Regions from separate parts of the Homo sapiens genome. Here region 2 is linked to region 1. A link is a loop called in an ENCODE intact Hi-C map of the cell type or tissue named here. Cell type or tissue: PC-9. All regions are shown on one strand. Links, peaks and the distances in the headings refer to the core of each region. The heading gives the core; the rest is flanking DNA. Region 1 has its middle 110 kb from the start of MIR466. Region 2 has its middle 84 kb from the start of STT3B.

Region 1 (4,405 bases), core at 177-4,176:
CATTTTGCAAAGCTTTTTTCCCTTTTCCTACTCAGCCAGGAGTTTCTTCCTCTGGATTCCCACAGTGCCTACCTACCTTCTGAGACTTAGTTCATCATTTCAGTTTACTTGCTTGCTATATCTCCCATTGAATCCACGGACTTGATGAGAACAGGGATTTTGCAATATTTATCTCAGTTTCCCAGATGGGCATTGAATAGATGGTGGTTTGAGTTTCTGAATGTAGTACTCACATTTTCTACTATAATGTATTCACTCTGACCCAGGCACTACTCTGTGCATCTTAAAAACAGTAACTGATTAAATCCTTTAACCACTCCTTTGTATTACACGATGTTAAGGTCTAGGGAGAGTAAGCATTTGTCCACGGTCTCACACCTAAGTAGGAAGGAGAATTCAGACCCAGGCAGTCTGGCTCCAGCATGCAGTCACCGAGCGTACCGTCACTACCATGGGAGAGTGGCTACTTCTGGTAGCCCTTTCTTCTACATCAAGTGTTTTTAACCTTTTCTGTGCCATGCCCTCCTGGAATTCTTGTGATACCTAAGAACTCTTTCCAAGAATAATACTTTTAAATGCATAAAAACTAAAACACATAGGATTACAAAAAAACTCAATTATAGTAAAATACAGCTATCAAAATATTTAAGATATCAAATTTGTGAAATAGTAATAGTACACACCTCTTTATTAACACATTAATTTGTAAAATAGTAAGGTACAAATCTCTTTATTAACAGATTAAATAACAAGAGCTGGCAGTGGGTCTAATCACTACTGTAATTCCCCAGGAGTCATGGTGTTTAGAGATTATTATAAACATGTCATAAAGTAATATTTGGTGATATCTGCAACAACTGTAAAGTGATAGGAAAAGGTATGAGATTTTGATTGGTGATAAAGTCACAGTTACTGCACATACTACTGTGGTCCGTTCCTACTTCATAATTGAAAGAAATAAGCAATTCAGTTAGAGGTGGTAAAGAATAGAGGTGTTCGTTTTTGTCGTCTAAGCACGCAGACCCCCTGAAGTCAAGAGTTGGATGTGATCCCTAGTTTGGGACCTCTATTCCAGATGCTCTAGCTTTTATTTCTCCTCAAGTGTGATCTGTCAGCCAGCAGCCTCAGCATCACCTGCAAGGTCTTTGAAATATAGAACACAACCCCCTCCCTAGGTGTATGGATTGGAATCTGCATTTCAATGAGATCTTCAGGTGATTTGTATGCACATAAACATTTGAGAAGCACTGCAAAATATATGCTTGCTTAGGTTAGACGAGCAAAGAGCTGTGTACTTGAACAGTTTAGAAAGGTGTGACTGTACCTGTGTTTCTACCCTTCTTTCTGCCTTTTATAAGCAACTTCCTGAAGTGGGGTATAACCTAACGGATGATGATGTTGGAACAATAGCCACTGTCTGTCAGTGTGTCCTACCTTGGGACTACTAACCCTCAGGGCAAGGATGTTAGTATTCTCGATTTTGTCTCCCACAGGTGATGTGTGGACTGACCAGCAGATCTGCTTTTTGGAGAGTGCAGTCTACACGTTCTGCCTGTGGCTGGGGGTAAATCAATGCACTTCATGGAGGAAAGATATTTTATGTCTTAGATCCAAGTCCAGTTCTCCAATCCAGTTTTTCCAGTGCTAGAACATAAAGAGCATTTTAATTTTCTTCTTGGCTCTATTACTCAATTGGTTCTGAACCTTCTGAGGAGGGATCTGATTAATTAGTCCCCTCAAATCCCAGCAATATTGACTGCTGGAAAAGTTAAAGCCAAGTGTACAAAACACCAGGAATGCATTTACGTAATAACCTCATTCCTGAATCATTTGTAAGGCCCTACCCTTGTTTTCCCTTTTATTTCCCTCTTCCCTTGAATTTTTGTTTTCTTTCTGTTATCTTGTTCTATTTGCTCTGTCTTTGTAAGCCTCCTTAAATCATTTTTAGAATAAGTTAAGAGCACAGATTCATAAATCAACAAAAGTAGCAACATACAAATATAAAAATAAATATACAAATCTTAGTAGACAGAGGCTGAACCTATATGCAGGGCCACTGCATTGCTCAACGACAGACGGCACCATTCTTGTTGTTTATGTAAATAGTGCTCTTTTTCAGTACAACAGGCTACAAGGTGAAAAGTGGAATTATGCAACTGGTGGCTGTGATCCAGAACTTTTGATAAATTTAGTCACTGTATACTAGTTGGCAATATGTTATTGAAAAAGATAATGAAGTTTTTGGTAACTAAGGGCATTTGGGGTAGGCTGCTCTTTTGTGAAAATGTTCTTAAAGTATTCTAAAAATGTTCTATACTCTTGGGATATATGAATGAATGGAGGTGGCTTCCTTCTTCACTTAGCTTAGAGTATTCAGCAATTTGAAAGCCAGGAATTGAAGCATTGCATGGAGATAGAATTATGCCATTCCCCTGCTAAATGAGTCAAATACTTTCCATTGCACTTAGAATAATAACTGAACTCCTTATTTGGGTGACAGGCCCTGTTAAGATCTAGCTAGCTCCCCTGTCTTTTTTATCGGCCTTGCATAGCACCACTCTCCAAAGCTCCTTTCATCCTCAGAGTTTCTACATACACTGTTCCTTCTGCCCGGAACACCCTTCCCTACCCCTTCACCAGTGCAATGCTGATAATCATCCTTTAGAAGTTAACTCAGACTCCATCAAGTCCCCTGTTACATTCTTTACAATCCTTATCATAATGTTAATAATCATTGCTCATGCCATCATTTCCTTAGCGTCCCTTTTCCTCTGGGACTGGATGCTCCTGAGAACATGGGCTGTACTTGTCTTGTTTTCTATACTTTATTGCCAGCTAGGCCAGCAGTGCCTGGCAACTAGCAGGGGCTCACTGAATGATGTAATGAAGGAATGAATGCAAAATGGGAAACAGATCCACAGACACAACTAAAGCTTTGGAGAACACATGGAGTGAGGACAAATGTCAATGTGAAAAGGAGTGTATTTACCATTTTAAAAAGAGAAGGGAGAGGATGGGTTCTGCTCACATCCTGAACACGCAAAGAGGCCATCGTAAGGGAGGAGGGTCAGATATGGCCTTACTGTGATAGATGAGCAGCTCTCCTATTGTCAGGAATTGTGGGACAATAGAAAATGAGTTAAAGTGGCAGCAGCAGAAAAATAGACATTAAGAATTTTTCTGAATCTTAAGAATAGTGAGAATTGGACCAGAAAGGCAGAATAGCCTAGTGGTGATGAGATAGACTCTAGGTTCAAATTCTCACATTACTACTTACTGGCTTCAAGACCTTGGACAAATTACCTAAACTCTCTGTGCATCATTCACTTAAAAAGTGATAATAATAATGGTTCCCACCTCATAGGCAGGGTGAATATGCTTCAAACTCAGGCACTTTTGAGAGTAAAAGGAGCACTGGGTGCCGTAAGTTTTGCTGGGATCATAGGCATAAATTGGTACTAAACCCAGCACACAAAGAATGGTTAGTCTATTCCTAAAATGTCATAAGGATTAAAGAAATTAATACTTGTTATCCACTTAGAGGCATGCCTGACACAGTGCTCAGTTAAGGCTGGCTACTACCATTAAGAAATAAGAGAATCTTTCTGGAGACTTTAGGAGAAGATAGACAGTTGATTATATGGGTCGGAGTTTATATCTCAGGGAGCATCAGAATTTAATTGCTTATTTAAAAATTCTCCCTTCCTGTTTAATCTTTTTTAAACATTAAACATATGCAGAAACTACCCAGTAACTCCTACCCAGCTTAATAAATAGGATATTGCAGAACTCCAGAGGCCCCTCTTATGTCCCTTCCTAATCACCAACCCATTGTCTCTGCCCCAGGGGTAACCGTTTTCCTGACTACCAATCCTGTTGGTGAGTTTTGCCTGTTTTTGAAATGCACATAAATGGATGCATACTGGATGTGCTCCTTCATGTCTGACTTCTTCTACTCAATTCTTGGTTAATGTGGTTTATCCCTGCTGTTGAATGGAGTAGGAATCTATTCAATCACATTGTTGTGTAATATTCCACTGCGTGAATACACCACAATTTATTGATTGATTCTACTATTGATGGACATTTCCAATTTCGGGCTATTATGAAAAATGTTGCTATGACTATTCTTATTTTTTGGGACGTACAAGTATATTCTGTCAGGTTTATGTTAGATCTAGGAGTGGAATTGCTAGCTTGTACGGGTGCATATGTTCAGCTTCAATTCACCTTTCCACCAGGATCTATGGGAATTCTGATTGCTCCACATTCTCACCACCCTTAGGCATTGTAGATCTTTTTGATTTTAGGTATTCTGGAAGTTATCTCATTGTGAGATTTTAAAAAGTGCTTATGAATTCCACCTAATTATAACAATAACACACACTCTGATTTCCTGAGTACC
Region 2 (4,405 bases), core at 108-4,107, 170 kb before region 1:
TTGCTATTGATATCTAGCTTTATTTCATTGTGGTCTGATTTCAATTTTTTGAAATTTGTTGAGACTTGTTTTGTGTTCTAACATATGGTCTAACCTGGATAATGTTTCATGTGCTGATGAGAAAAATGTGTATTATGCAGCCACTGGATGAAATGTTCTGTAAATGATTTTTAGGTCCTTCTGGTCTAATGTGCAGTTTAAATTCAATATTTCTCTGTTAATTTTCTGTCTAGATGAACTGTCTCATGCTGAGAATGGGGTGTTGAAATTCCTATCTATTGTTGTATTGGAGCCTGTCTTTTCTTTTAAATCTAATAATATTTGCTTTATATATATGGGTGCTTCAGTTTTGGGTACATATGTTTAGAATTTTTATATCTTCTTACTGAATAGATCCTTTTATCAATATATAATGAGATTCTTTGTCTCTTTTTACTGTTTTTGATTTAAAGTCTGTTTTATCTGATATAACTACTCTGCCTAATTTTGGTTTCTGTTTGCATGTAGCTTCTTTTTCCATGCCTTTACTTTCAGTCTGTACATGTTTTTACAGATGAGATGAGTTTCTTGTAGGCAGCCTATACTTGAGTCATTTTAAAAAATCCATTGAGCAAGTCTATATTTTTTTTTAAGTGGAAAGTTTAATTTGTTTACATTCAGGGCTATTACTGATATATCAGGGCTTATTCCTGTTATTTTGTTACTTGATTTCTGGTAATTATATATATTATTTTTTCCCTTTATTTCTCTGTTATTGTTTACTATTGTAGTTTGTTGGTATTCTACAGTGGTAACATTTGCTAATTTCCTCTTCCTTGTTTGCTTGCTCTATCAATGCCTTTTATATTTTTGAGTGTTTTCATGATGGTAGCTATTAATCTTTTGCTTCTGAGTATAGAACTTTCTTAAGCATTTATTGGAGGGCTGCTCTAGAGGTGATGAACTTCCTCAGCTTTTGCTTGTCTGGGAAAGACTATTTTTCCTTTATTTATGAAAGATAAATTTTCTGGACATAGTATCCTTGGCTAACAGTGTTTTTCTTTTAGTGCTTTGAATATATCATCCCATTTTCTCCTGGTCTGTAAAGTTTCTGCTGAGAAATTAGCTTTTAGTCAGATAGAGGGTTTCCTTTATAGATGATAAAATGTTTTTCTCTTGCTGACTTTAGAATTTGTACTGTCACTTTGACTTTAGACAGCCTGAATTGCAATAGGCCATGGTGAAGTACTTTTTGCATTGTATTTTCTGGGGATCATTGAGACTCCTATATCTGGATATTTAAATCTCTTCCTAGAATTGTGAAGTTTTCATTTATTACTTTGTTAAGTAGGTTTTCTAAGCCTTTCAATTTCTCTTTACCCTCAGGGATACTAACAATTAATACATTCAGTTGCTTTTTGTAGTCCCAAGTATCTCAAAGGCTTTGTTCATTTTTTAAAAAATCTTTTTTCTTTATTTTTTGCCTGACTAGATTATTTCAAAATATTTGTCTTCATGTTCTGAAATTCTCTATTCTGCTTGGCCTAGTCTATTTTTGAAACTTTCGATTGTATTTTGTTCTTGCTTTGATGACTTTTTCAGTTCCAGAATGTCTGTTTTTTTCAAAAAGATATTTATCTCTTTGATAAATTTTTCACTTATTTCCTGAATTGAGTTTTGAGCTCTTTGTATTGCTTTTCATATTTCTCTTGCATCATTGAACTTTTAAAAATAAATATTTTGAATTCTTTATCTGGCATTTTGAGGATTGCTTTTTGGTTAGGATCTATTGCTGGAGAATTATTGTGTTCCTTTGAGGATGTCATATTGCTTTTTCATGTTTCTTATGTCTTTACAGCATTTGCTTCTCTTTATTTTTGAATTTTCCTTCACTGGGGGGGCTTTTTCCTGAATATGTGACTATGATGTTGGTTGGGTTTGCTTTTGGGTGCATGGAGTAGGGAAGACTACTATAATTTCATTGGCTATAAATAGCATCAGTGGTATCTGTGGTTTCCTTGGTGTGTTAGGGTGCGGTTATTGGTGGAGGCTGTGGTGAACTTGTGCTAGGGTCTGGAATGCCAGATTGGTCTGTCTTTAGCTTTCAGTGGGGCTAAGCATGTCTATCCTTGTGTTCTGTGGCAGTGTATTCTGATACTTGTGTTGGTGGTTCCAAGCAGGCTGATTTTTGGGCTCTGGGTGCCTTTCTCAATGCTGGTTGTGGTAGTGGTGGACTGGTTGGGTGAGTAGGCTCTTGGGTTCCTGGGCAGCCACATGATGTGGGCAATGGTGGTAGCAGTAGTGGTGAGATGCTCTTCTGATTCCCAAGTGCTGTGCTTTTGTGTTGGCAGTTGCAATGGGCCATGCAGGCTGGCTTCTGGGCCATGCAGGCTGGCTTCCAGGCCACTAGGTGGTGCTTGCAGGTAGAAGCAAGCACCTGCAGATACTTGAGGTGGTAGTGATATGTTGTTTGTGTCCAGCCTCTGTCCCCCAGGATAAATGCTTAGGTGCCCCAGGTGGTGGATTGGGTTATGGAACCCCCAGGACCATGGATCCTGCACTCTGTCTCAGAGGGTGGGGTGAAGCCAAGCAGAGCCAGACCAGGCAAACTTGTGCACAGGTCCCCCAATGATGAGTGCATGGACTAGCTGTGATGAGGAGTTGGGGGTGAGGTGGGTTGATCCTTGGGCCCTGGAGAAATGCTTGGGTGAGGGGCAACCACCACTACAGTGAGGTCTTACCATGTGGTGGGGGTGGCCAGTCCCAGCAGTCTCAGCAGCCACAGCCTTGGCCAGCAGCTGGGGGACTTATGTCCTTTTCATGCCCCAGTGCTTGTGGGGCTCCCTCCCCCATCCTGGCTGTTGCAGCTGGGGGATCCCTCCCCCATCCTGGCTGTTCAGTCAGACCTGGTAGTTCATGCCTAGCCTGGAACTCAGCGCTGGGCCATGGGGGCCCTCTTCCCAGCTCATGTCCAAGTTTCTGCAGCAACTCTTGTCTTACTCAGGACAAGTGGAGGAGTTGTCCACATGTAGCACCAGCAGCTGCAGCCCACAGCACACTTGCTTCTCAGTCCCGTTTGCAAAAGCCTCCCCCACACCCCTACCTAGGCCCCATGCCCCACTCTGGAAGCAGCAGCCTGAGTTTCCCCAATGCCCGGGACTGGTGCCACTGGTTTCCAGGACTGAGCATAGTCTGTTAAAAGCAAGGATCAAGAATGGTGTTTTATTGTAGCTCCTCAGGTCCCAGAAAGAGTGTGAGACCCAAAGTGTGTTCCCTCCTTGGGGTTCCTTCCTACAGTCTCCTGGCTGCTCCCAAGTCAGAATCAGGGCTTAGAAGACTCAAAGTGTTTCTCCTATGGCTTGGATAGTACAGTTCCCAAGTGAGAAGGTAAATTGTAGGAAGACACTCACTCACCTTCCCCTGTACTGAGGGATTCACTACCAGTTCCGGGCCAATCCTAGCCACAGAAGCTGCACATTTTCCTTCTCCTTCCTAGATTTTAGTGTTTCCTATCATTTTTTTTTTCTGTCAGACTCCCACATTCCACCTTGGATAATGTGTTTAAAATGTGAATGTTGGCGGGGCACAGTGGCTCCTGCCTGTAATCCCAGCACTTTGGGAGGCAGAGATGGGCAGATCACAAAGTCAGGAGATCGAGACCATCCTGGCCAACATGGTGAAACCCCGTCTCTACTAAAAATACAAAAATTAACTGGGCGTGGTGGCAGGCGCCTGTAATCCCAGCTACTCAGGAGGCTGAGGAAGGAGAATCGCTTGAGCCCGGGAAGCGGAGGTTGCAGTAAGCTGAGATCGTGCCACTGCACTCCAGCCTGGCGACAGAGGGAGACTCCAGCTCAAAAAAAAAAAAGACTGTCTACATATTTTTTGGTAATTCTAAGTGGATGAGGCATGCTTACAATGCCTCTAGTCAGCCATCTTAAAAAACAAAACAAAACAAAACAAAAAAACACCTATACTGTTAAGATAGTCTCTTAGAGCTTATCCTAAATGTGGGCAATATTCTCAAAATTGCAATAGGTGAGAGAAGGCATATGTAGTGACCTGCATATAGCACTCCAAGCTTTGGTTATTGCTGTTTGCTCCTGATAGGGTCCAAAAGGGGCTACATTAGACAGGAAATTCAATTTTTTCTTTTTGCCTTTCACATATCTGCATTTTAATTTGAAATTTATTCCATGCTTTCTTTAGCTGGGTGAGTGTGGATTGCCATATTTCATCAAAACTAAGACACTGTCAGTTTTAAGGTCTTATTTTATTTACCATTATTTTATTTACCATTATGAAAGGAAAAAACCTGCCAATTAAACGATGACAATTATAAGACATATCACCATTTCAGAGATGTTACTATGTTATAATTCCTGGCAAGAAGGGGAGGTACAGTGTTGAAATGCAACATTTTAAG

The links. Peaks named below come from ENCODE experiments on the same cell type or tissue, not always from the same donor. Only the 100,000 strongest peaks of a DNase experiment are listed, where the experiment ranks them.
Region 2: a loop joins it to region 1, with 2.3 times the contacts of the local background. A loop is called at or near these places in 2 of 110 quality-filtered maps.

The regions. Positions count from the first base shown.
Region 1 is chr3:31,272,877-31,277,281 of GRCh38, reverse strand. No RefSeq gene overlaps it. Among named protein-coding and RNA genes, the nearest start is that of MIR466, 110 kb to the right of the region's middle. In PC-9, for the core only: no CTCF peak of the experiment used is centred there; DNase peaks (open chromatin) are centred at 1,521, 1,781 and 2,131; H3K4me3 peaks cover 992 bases; H3K27ac peaks cover 2,880 bases.
Region 2 is chr3:31,446,680-31,451,084 of GRCh38, reverse strand. No RefSeq gene overlaps it. Among named protein-coding and RNA genes, the nearest start is that of STT3B, 84 kb to the left of the region's middle. RefSeq lists a silencer at 2,238-2,416. In PC-9, for the core only: a CTCF peak has its summit at 2,382 (motif pointing right); no DNase peak of the experiment used is centred there.